2 separate regions of the Mus musculus genome follow, and region 2 is linked to region 1. The links are chromatin contacts, found by Hi-C in ENCODE. All regions are on one chromosome and are shown on one strand. The core of a region is the stretch at or near the end of the contact, and the rest is flanking DNA. Distances in the headings are between cores, read along the strand shown.

Region 1 (3,705 bases), core at 146-2,645:
CCCTACCCTCTCTCCTAGCACTGCCTATCTCAGGGTCATGTTCACTCTGGACTCTGTCTGGCAATGCTCTCCTCATGTGTACAACAAACCTCCTCCACCATATCTAGGAGCAAGGCATTTTTAAATTTTTAAAAAATTTCATTCAGCAGTTTCTTGACAAATATATATTTGGGGCAACTGGAAGACATAGTGAATTTATAAATTCTTAAGGCAACTGCTTCTTTGGAAGTTGAACAAGACATACTAAATGAAAAATATAAAATTGGATCTGCGCATTAGGCACAATCACTAGAAAATAGGTAGGAAAGCAGCTGTCTGTGGGAACAAGAGGCAAAGATGTCCCTTTAGCTTCTGATCTACGGTAGTCAAAACATTGTTCCTTATCTTCCATACAATGTACCCAATTAACATTGTTTTTGTCTTGTCATTAACTGAGTATACAGGGAGTTAAAAATTTAGTTATCAATGATTTTGAATGAAAGCGTTTGAACAGCAATAAAAATGCATATTATAGCCAAGCCAACAGTTTTTGCACACATATGTGTATGTGTACAAGTACGGGTACAGGCATGGGTATAGGTATGTATGTATGATGTACACACACACACACACACACACACACACACACAGAGAGAGAGAGAGAGAGAGAGAGAGAGAGAGAGAGAGAGCATTTGTGTGTGAGCACTGGTGAGGGGTTCTTAAAGGCACATGGGTGACACGAATATCTGAAATACCATAAAGTCTCATCCATCATGGATGGGATGACCTCTTGAGAACTGCATCATGGAGTCCCTGAGTGTATACATAAATATACAGATACACAAGCACACATATAGTGCCTAAACTACTATACGGAATATGTTCATTTGAATTTGTTTCTTTATAGCCTCTTGATGCACAAAGAACTTCATGGTGTCTGAAATAAGACATCATCACAGTGGCTATCAGCCATACAACAGATCCCAGGAATACTGAAACAGTTTTATTTAAGTATCTTTCCTCGCCAGAAAGCTGTAGTCACAAACTCATATAAGCATGCCTGTTTTCTTTTAAACTAAGTTCATAGGGGTCAGGCTTGGGGGCAGGGTACCTGCCTGGGGAGCGACGGAAACTACATTTCCCGGGATGCAATACGCGAGACGATGGGGGTGGAGTTGAGCCCGTGGAAATTCGGCATTTATTTGTATTATTATTTTTTGGGGTGTGTGTTTGTGGACTAGTGCGCGGTTCGTGTCTGGAGCTAGATTTCCAGCGTGGTCTTTTTGGTGGTCGTTTAGGCGTTTCTGAGGTTTGTTTACCTAACTGGAAGCTCGGCGAGGTGGGCAGTTCTTATGGCAGAGCGCAAAGAGCTGCTCTGTGTTACAGAGGCCCTGCTGAGGCCCAGCGACTCCGCCCACATGCCCCGAGCCAGGCCTAGGGAAGAGACCTCGGCGACCTGGTCCTTGCTTCCTCTACAGAATCCAATGGCTGTGGCCATGCACAGGAACATAGCCCAGGTAAGTGCTGCGTCTTGCGCTGTCACCCGAGCGCTAGAGCCCCGGAAGAGGCCCCATCATGACCCTGAAGTTCCTAGTTGGTGCTCCTGGCAGCAGAACAGCTGTGTGCAGGGGTTTGTGAGTGTTGCAGAGGGATGCCTCCTGAAAGGGCTGCTAGGCAGGGAAGATTTTGAGTCCTAGTAGCCAAGTGTTTGTAGAAGCAGTTGTGAGGTCGATTTGCACCTGAGGAATTTGAGTTTAATTCTTCAGACACCGGGAGCCAGTGAGAATTGTGAACAGAGATCCTATTCGGGAATAGGATTCTAAATTTTCCTGAAGTTACTCAGAGCAAGGACAAACAGGAGGAGATATGAGGGGCAGGAGAGAGTTGTGCCACCGGTGTGACAGCTCTCAGGTGAGATTCAGAATTGTGGACCACTGCATAGACAGATTTGTAGTAATCCCAGGCCTTCTGACCCCACGGTGATCAGGGTCACTGTGTGACTGAAGCCTGTGAAGACCGCCTATGGCTGCTAGATTCTAAGAGCCTCCTCCTTTTTTCAGGTTCCCCTGACTTCAGAACCAGTTATGGAGCTTGGCCTGGTAAGTGGATCCTGCCATTACCCTCATGCTACCAACAGGTTTTAGGTTAGTGGTGTCCTTGGTCTATTATCTCAGTGTGCCCTAGTAGCCTGGTGCCTTGCAGTCTTGAACAGGTTAGGTACATAACCCAGAGATGTGTAGGCTGTGAGTTGTATGAAATTCTTGGCAAGTGTGAACAGAAGTGTAGAAGGTTGCTTCTCCCACGGTGTGTGCCAGTATGTGCCTGTGCCTGAAGGGGAGACTGAATTACTTAGGCATGTGCAGAAAGATCTTTCTCCTTAGAATAAGGATCAGTGAGGTGAAGGTGTCAGACCCAGAATAATTCTCTGAAAAGCAGAATGTGTACTTTATATGTAGAAATGACAATGGGAAATTTGGGTGTGGAGAAGGCTGGCAAGCCAACTTATTCTCCTCAGGCTCCTTGTTGCCGGCTGCTGCACGGGAAACCGACTGTGGAAGAAGGGAAATGGTGTTGTGTAGACAGTAATTCTGTGGAGACATGAACAAGCATCTAGGAGTCCCAGATAGGGAAGAGAGGACAGACCAAAGTACAACTTGGTAAGCCAGTGAGCTTTACTGGGGTTACTTACAGGAGTATGAGTGAGGGAACATTAGATAGCCGTGTCAACAAAACCCACCCCAGCATGGATTGATGACTCTAGGAAACTGGAACCCTAGAGCACATGGTATAAACTTGGAGATAGTGTGACAGGTTTTAGTGTCTTTGCTAGGCATCACATCTGGTCTGATCACTTCGACTATCTCTGCTCTTTATACTGGGCTGAAAGGGGTCTAGTGCATCACAATGTAGCTCAAGCTAGCTTTGAACTTGTGACAGTCTCCTAAGTACTGGAATTATAGGCATGAGTTATAATACCCGGCTTCCACTGGTAATTGTTGGTGGGTGTCTTAGGGCTTTATCGCAGTGAAAAGACACCATGACTCTGGCAATTCTTAGAAAGGAAACATTTAATTGAGGTTGGCTTATAGTTTTAGAGGTTAGTCTGTTAACAGAAATATGTAATCTCAGTCAGTGGTTTTGCCCTCCCTTTGATCATTTGGTTCCTGGATAAATGATACACAACTTTTATTATTATAATAAGCCTTCATCAACACTAGAGCTGGGCAGATATCTACCCTCTATGCTATTAGAATCTATTTCTCCACCAATAACCCCAAGGCATAATTTGCCATGTTCCATCTGGGCAGCTCTTAACTCCAATTTGCTAGCCCTCATGGCTATATCATGATTTACCTAACCCATGGTGGCTTCCTCTTCTCTTCACCTTCTATCTGTTTGTGCTTTTGCTCAGACCTCAACCTTGAGAACCTCAAACCTGACCTGTGTCTCTTCTGCCCAGTTGGCTGTCAGTATCTTTATTTAATCAAGGACCAAGGTCATGCTGTACACATGTGTGGAATCTCTGTGGGCAACCAGGCTTTGGGGGTCAGTGTCTAGCATTACAATACATAGTAAATGACCAAACCTCAACATTAGTTCATTATTGTCCTGACAGGAAGCATGGCAGTGTGCATGTAGACATGGTGTTGGAGGAGCGAAGAGGTCTACATCTTGGTCTGCAGGCAGCAAAAGGAGACTGTGTCACTGGACATAGCTTGAGCAACT
Region 2 (3,858 bases), core at 1,330-3,829, 56 kb before region 1:
TCATGTACCCTATGGAAATGAGAAGTACGAGGCCCTGCTGCTGCTCCTACCATCACCAGTAAGGAAGAAAGCTACTTCTTTACCCCACAGATGAAGGAGATGGGTCTTGGAGAAGGTGACATGTGAATCCTCACAGCCTTTCTGGTCTGAGCCCTAAGTCTCTAGACACTAATTCTTGTGTTATCTGTCCTAGAGATGTCATCACCACACCACCCCTACACATACTGTTCTGACCCCTCTTTATTCCAGCTCTGTATTGAGAGCGGGACTACAAGCTCCCGTTCTAAAGAACCACTGGGTCACCAGCTCTGACCTCAGCTATGGCAGATCACTGAAGGAAGACGTTAGTACATGGCACCCGACACAGCTGAGGGTACAGGTTCTTGACTCACCCCAGGAGACAGAAGGCTCAGGAGCTGCCATCCCCCAAGACTGGTCCATGAGGGTACCTACAGAGAAGGATCAGATTATGACTGTGGTACAAAACAGTGACTAAATGTAACACAAGAAAAAAGGAGCATGACAAAGTCCTACACAGAACCCAAGGGCATCTAAAAAACAATCCAACATAAGCTGGATCTGCATAGGAGACACCTGTAGACTGTAGACTATGATCTAACAACAAGGCAATGAAAAACAGAACCCTCTGAATGGCTGAATACGTTTCTGATAAGATGTATCACCACCTAATTCTTAATTTTAAGTAGGATACTGCCTTGATGTCTATGGTGATGAAAACAAAGATAAAACTATCACATATCATTATTAACATTGTTTTAAAAATACAGATTAATATTAATAAGTGAAATACAGTATTAACGGTGAAAAACACAAGAGAACTAAAAACATTTTGACTGTATATATTGTCTTCAAAAGAGTTCTATGAGTTACTAGAATATCTTATAGAGGTCCGTTTTAGAAGCTGACTATCAAATATACAAAACTTACCTTGTTGTTTACGAATACATTTCCTCTTAACGACTACCCTGTTCTAATTTTGTACCAAGACAGCTAGACTGTCTATTATCTCCCAAAGCTGGCAGCCCTTTCTCAGCCCTGACCTACAGTAAGCCTCCTGTAGGGAAAGGTGCAGAGGAAAAAAAAAAAAAAAAAAAAAAAAGCAAGATTTGGACTCACCCCAGGAGGGCCATGGGTTGATGGCAGCCATTCCTGAGGATTAACCAGCCAGGGTCCTGCCCAGGAGCACTGCAAGTATCAGCCTAGAGACAAAGCGAAGAAAAAAAAAAAAAAAAAAAAAGGCAAAATTGGTCCAGTCTCACAAAAAGTCCAGCGAGAACAAAAACAAAGAGAACACATCCACAAAGTTAACAAGACCCCTAAGAAGCATGATAAAAACAAACAAACAAAAAAACCGCGCGCGCACACACACACAAACACACACACACACATTGTGCAGTAAGTGGAGCACAAGTAATACCAGCAATGGGGAGGCAGACAGGAGAATCCCTGGGAATTTCTGACAAGTCAATAGAGTGGAATTAGAAGCTTCCTGGTTCAGAAAGAGACCCTGTCTCAAAGCCAAGATAGAGAGCCACTGAAGAAGATACCTAATACTAACCACATAGTTATCACTGACACAGACACACTTTGGGATAAAGTGTGATCGTCTGCAAAGGTTAAAGCCAAACAACAGCCATCACCACCTGCAAGATCTTCCAGACTCAAGCCCATCGATCCCCTCTCCCCTCCCGTAGTCGCGTCAGAGACAAAAAAAAAAAAAAAAAAAAAAAAAAAAGTCTAGAGTCAGACCCCACAAATGCATGGATTCCGGGTCTTTGTGTGAGGTCCGCAACCGCTTGGTACTGAGTTTGGTACTAAGCACTGGCACACTTACAGAGAGAGACTCAGATACCCTAGGATTTGAGTCAAACAAAGCTCAAGGCAAGCAAGTTGTAAGAATCCTACACCCCCCCCCCCCCCCCCCATAACTCAAGGCAAGCAAGTTGCAAGAACCATGCACGCACACCCTAACGGGACAGCACACACACACCCTCTTGTCACTTCAAATTTAAAAGAACCTGAGCCTTTCCCAAGTCAGGTTTGACGCCCTTTACAGATCTTTGCTTGGAAGGGACCGGTTAAGAGCCTGGCTCTCCTTCAGGGCCTCCGCAACCAGGTCGCTCCAGGCGCTGGTTTCAGCAAGCTTCCCGCCTTACCTGGCTCGCGGCCACTGGCCCTGATTGCACTGCGGCTGAGCTGGCTCGGGGCTGCTGCACCGAGCGTCTGGCTTCTGTCCTGCACCGAGACAACGTCCCAGGCCTGGCCGACTCGGCCCACTAGGGCCGGCCTTTCCCAGTCTGTAGAAACAGCGCACCCAGACCCGGGACCTGGAGGGTCGAGGGCAATGGGGGCACCGAGTCGGCGAGAGAAGAGAAGGCACCCGTTGCACCCCGGCACTGAGCCAGCCCTGGCCGCAGGCGCCGCTTCTCCGTGGCCGTTCCAACGACCTGCCAGGCTCTCCGTGACAACGACATCGGTAGCCCTTCGGTCCGGAATAAGGCCTTACTTTGGCCGCGGACAATGGCGGCCGCACCCCCCAGAGTCGACCAGGACACACCGCGAGGACTATTGGGAGTTGTAGTTTCAAAGAGACGCGCTTCTCGCTGCTACCGGAAGTCGGCCAAGGCCATTTTCAGAGCCTATTCTTCCCAAGTACCGCTCTTGAAGCACCCAGACTCTTAGGTTCCGCTTGTTTCCGAGGCCTAGAAGGGCGGTGGTTCTCTCATTTGCCATCACTCCCCAGGTGATGACAGCAGGATAGTTTGGTAGGCCAGGACCTCAGTTTGAGTCTCAGTAAAATTGCAGCTCAAGCAAGGTAGCTACTTTAAAGTCGGAGCTTGATGAGGGTGAGTGATCTCTAGGAAGCACTTCCCTCAACCTTGACAAAATTGAGAACGTGGTTGTTATTATACCTTTATTTTATTTTTAGACGAAGAACATAATTCTGACTGGCCCCTTGCATATGATTGTTGGAGATTAAATTTCAATGCATGAGTTTTGGAGGTGACAAAAATATACAAACCATAATCTTTATCTTCATTTTTGTTTCCTGATGCCTTTAGATCAAATATGACATGAGAGTTCAAACTTGAACAGAGCCATCAAGTCTTATTTTGGAACGTAAATTCATATCCTGTTTTATACTGACATACTGAATTTTTTGAAACTGGCATTAAGTGATTGAATTTCATAAAATTTACCATCTTTAAAAGACAATAAAGGTTCTTTATTATCAGTCCCTGAAAATGTAAAGTGATAGCTTTGAACTAACTTTTCCCCTTTCCTTTTGTCTCTTGGTCTTAAGAAACGTCAGTTGCAAAAGGCATAGTAACTTGCAGTTTGAGACACTTCTTTGCTAGTATTTCTTGAGCAAATACATGTATCATTACTAAACCCTAAGAAACTGCAAATTTCTTTCTTCCATACAGTTACAAGAACAGAGAGATTTTCTGCACAGACTTAAAATAACAAAGTCAAAGATCTTTAGGTAGTATTAGTATAAAGAAAACAAAACAGGGTGTTTGGATTGAGATTTTGGGGAGAGGCACTCAGAGGTGGCTGGTATCCAAAAGTGATATTGTGTTCAGATCTGAAAGAAAAGAAACCACCTAGTGACTGTATGAGGAAGACATCTTTAAGCATAGAGAACAGCAAGTGTTAAGGCCTCAAAGCCAAATTGGCCTTTTCCTGTTAGAGGAGATTGGAGTCTAGGAGTAGGAGTGAAATGAGATGAGCTTCAGGGTACAGAGGCAGCATCAGGGGGTGGTGCATTAAGGTGGTTTGAGGAAACTGAGGCAAGTCCCATTGTTCTCTAAGTTGTGAACTATGGTTTGAATT

The links. A loop is a pair of places that touch in the nucleus more often than their neighbours do.
Region 2: a loop to region 1 is called in a map of gastrocnemius, with 11 times the contacts of the local background. The contact joins the promoter of Zfp606 here to the promoter of Zfp551 in region 1. A Hi-C loop is called at or near these places in 15 of 37 maps with a recorded cell type or tissue (T-helper 1 cell, adrenal gland, gastrocnemius and 3 more).

The regions. Positions count from the first base shown.
Region 1 is chr7:12,420,181-12,423,885 of GRCm38, reverse strand. It overlaps Zfp551 (zinc fingr protein 551), which reads left to right and starts at 1,395. Exons shown (of 4, transcript NM_001033820.3): 1 at 1,395-1,496; 2 at 2,040-2,078. The coding sequence starts at 1,398.
Region 2 is chr7:12,477,026-12,480,883 of GRCm38, reverse strand. Zfp606 (zinc finger protein 606) reads right to left here and starts at 2,579. Exons shown (of 7, transcript NM_026112.4): 1 at 2,178-2,579; 2 at 1,138-1,220; 3 at 393-449. The coding sequence starts at 1,168.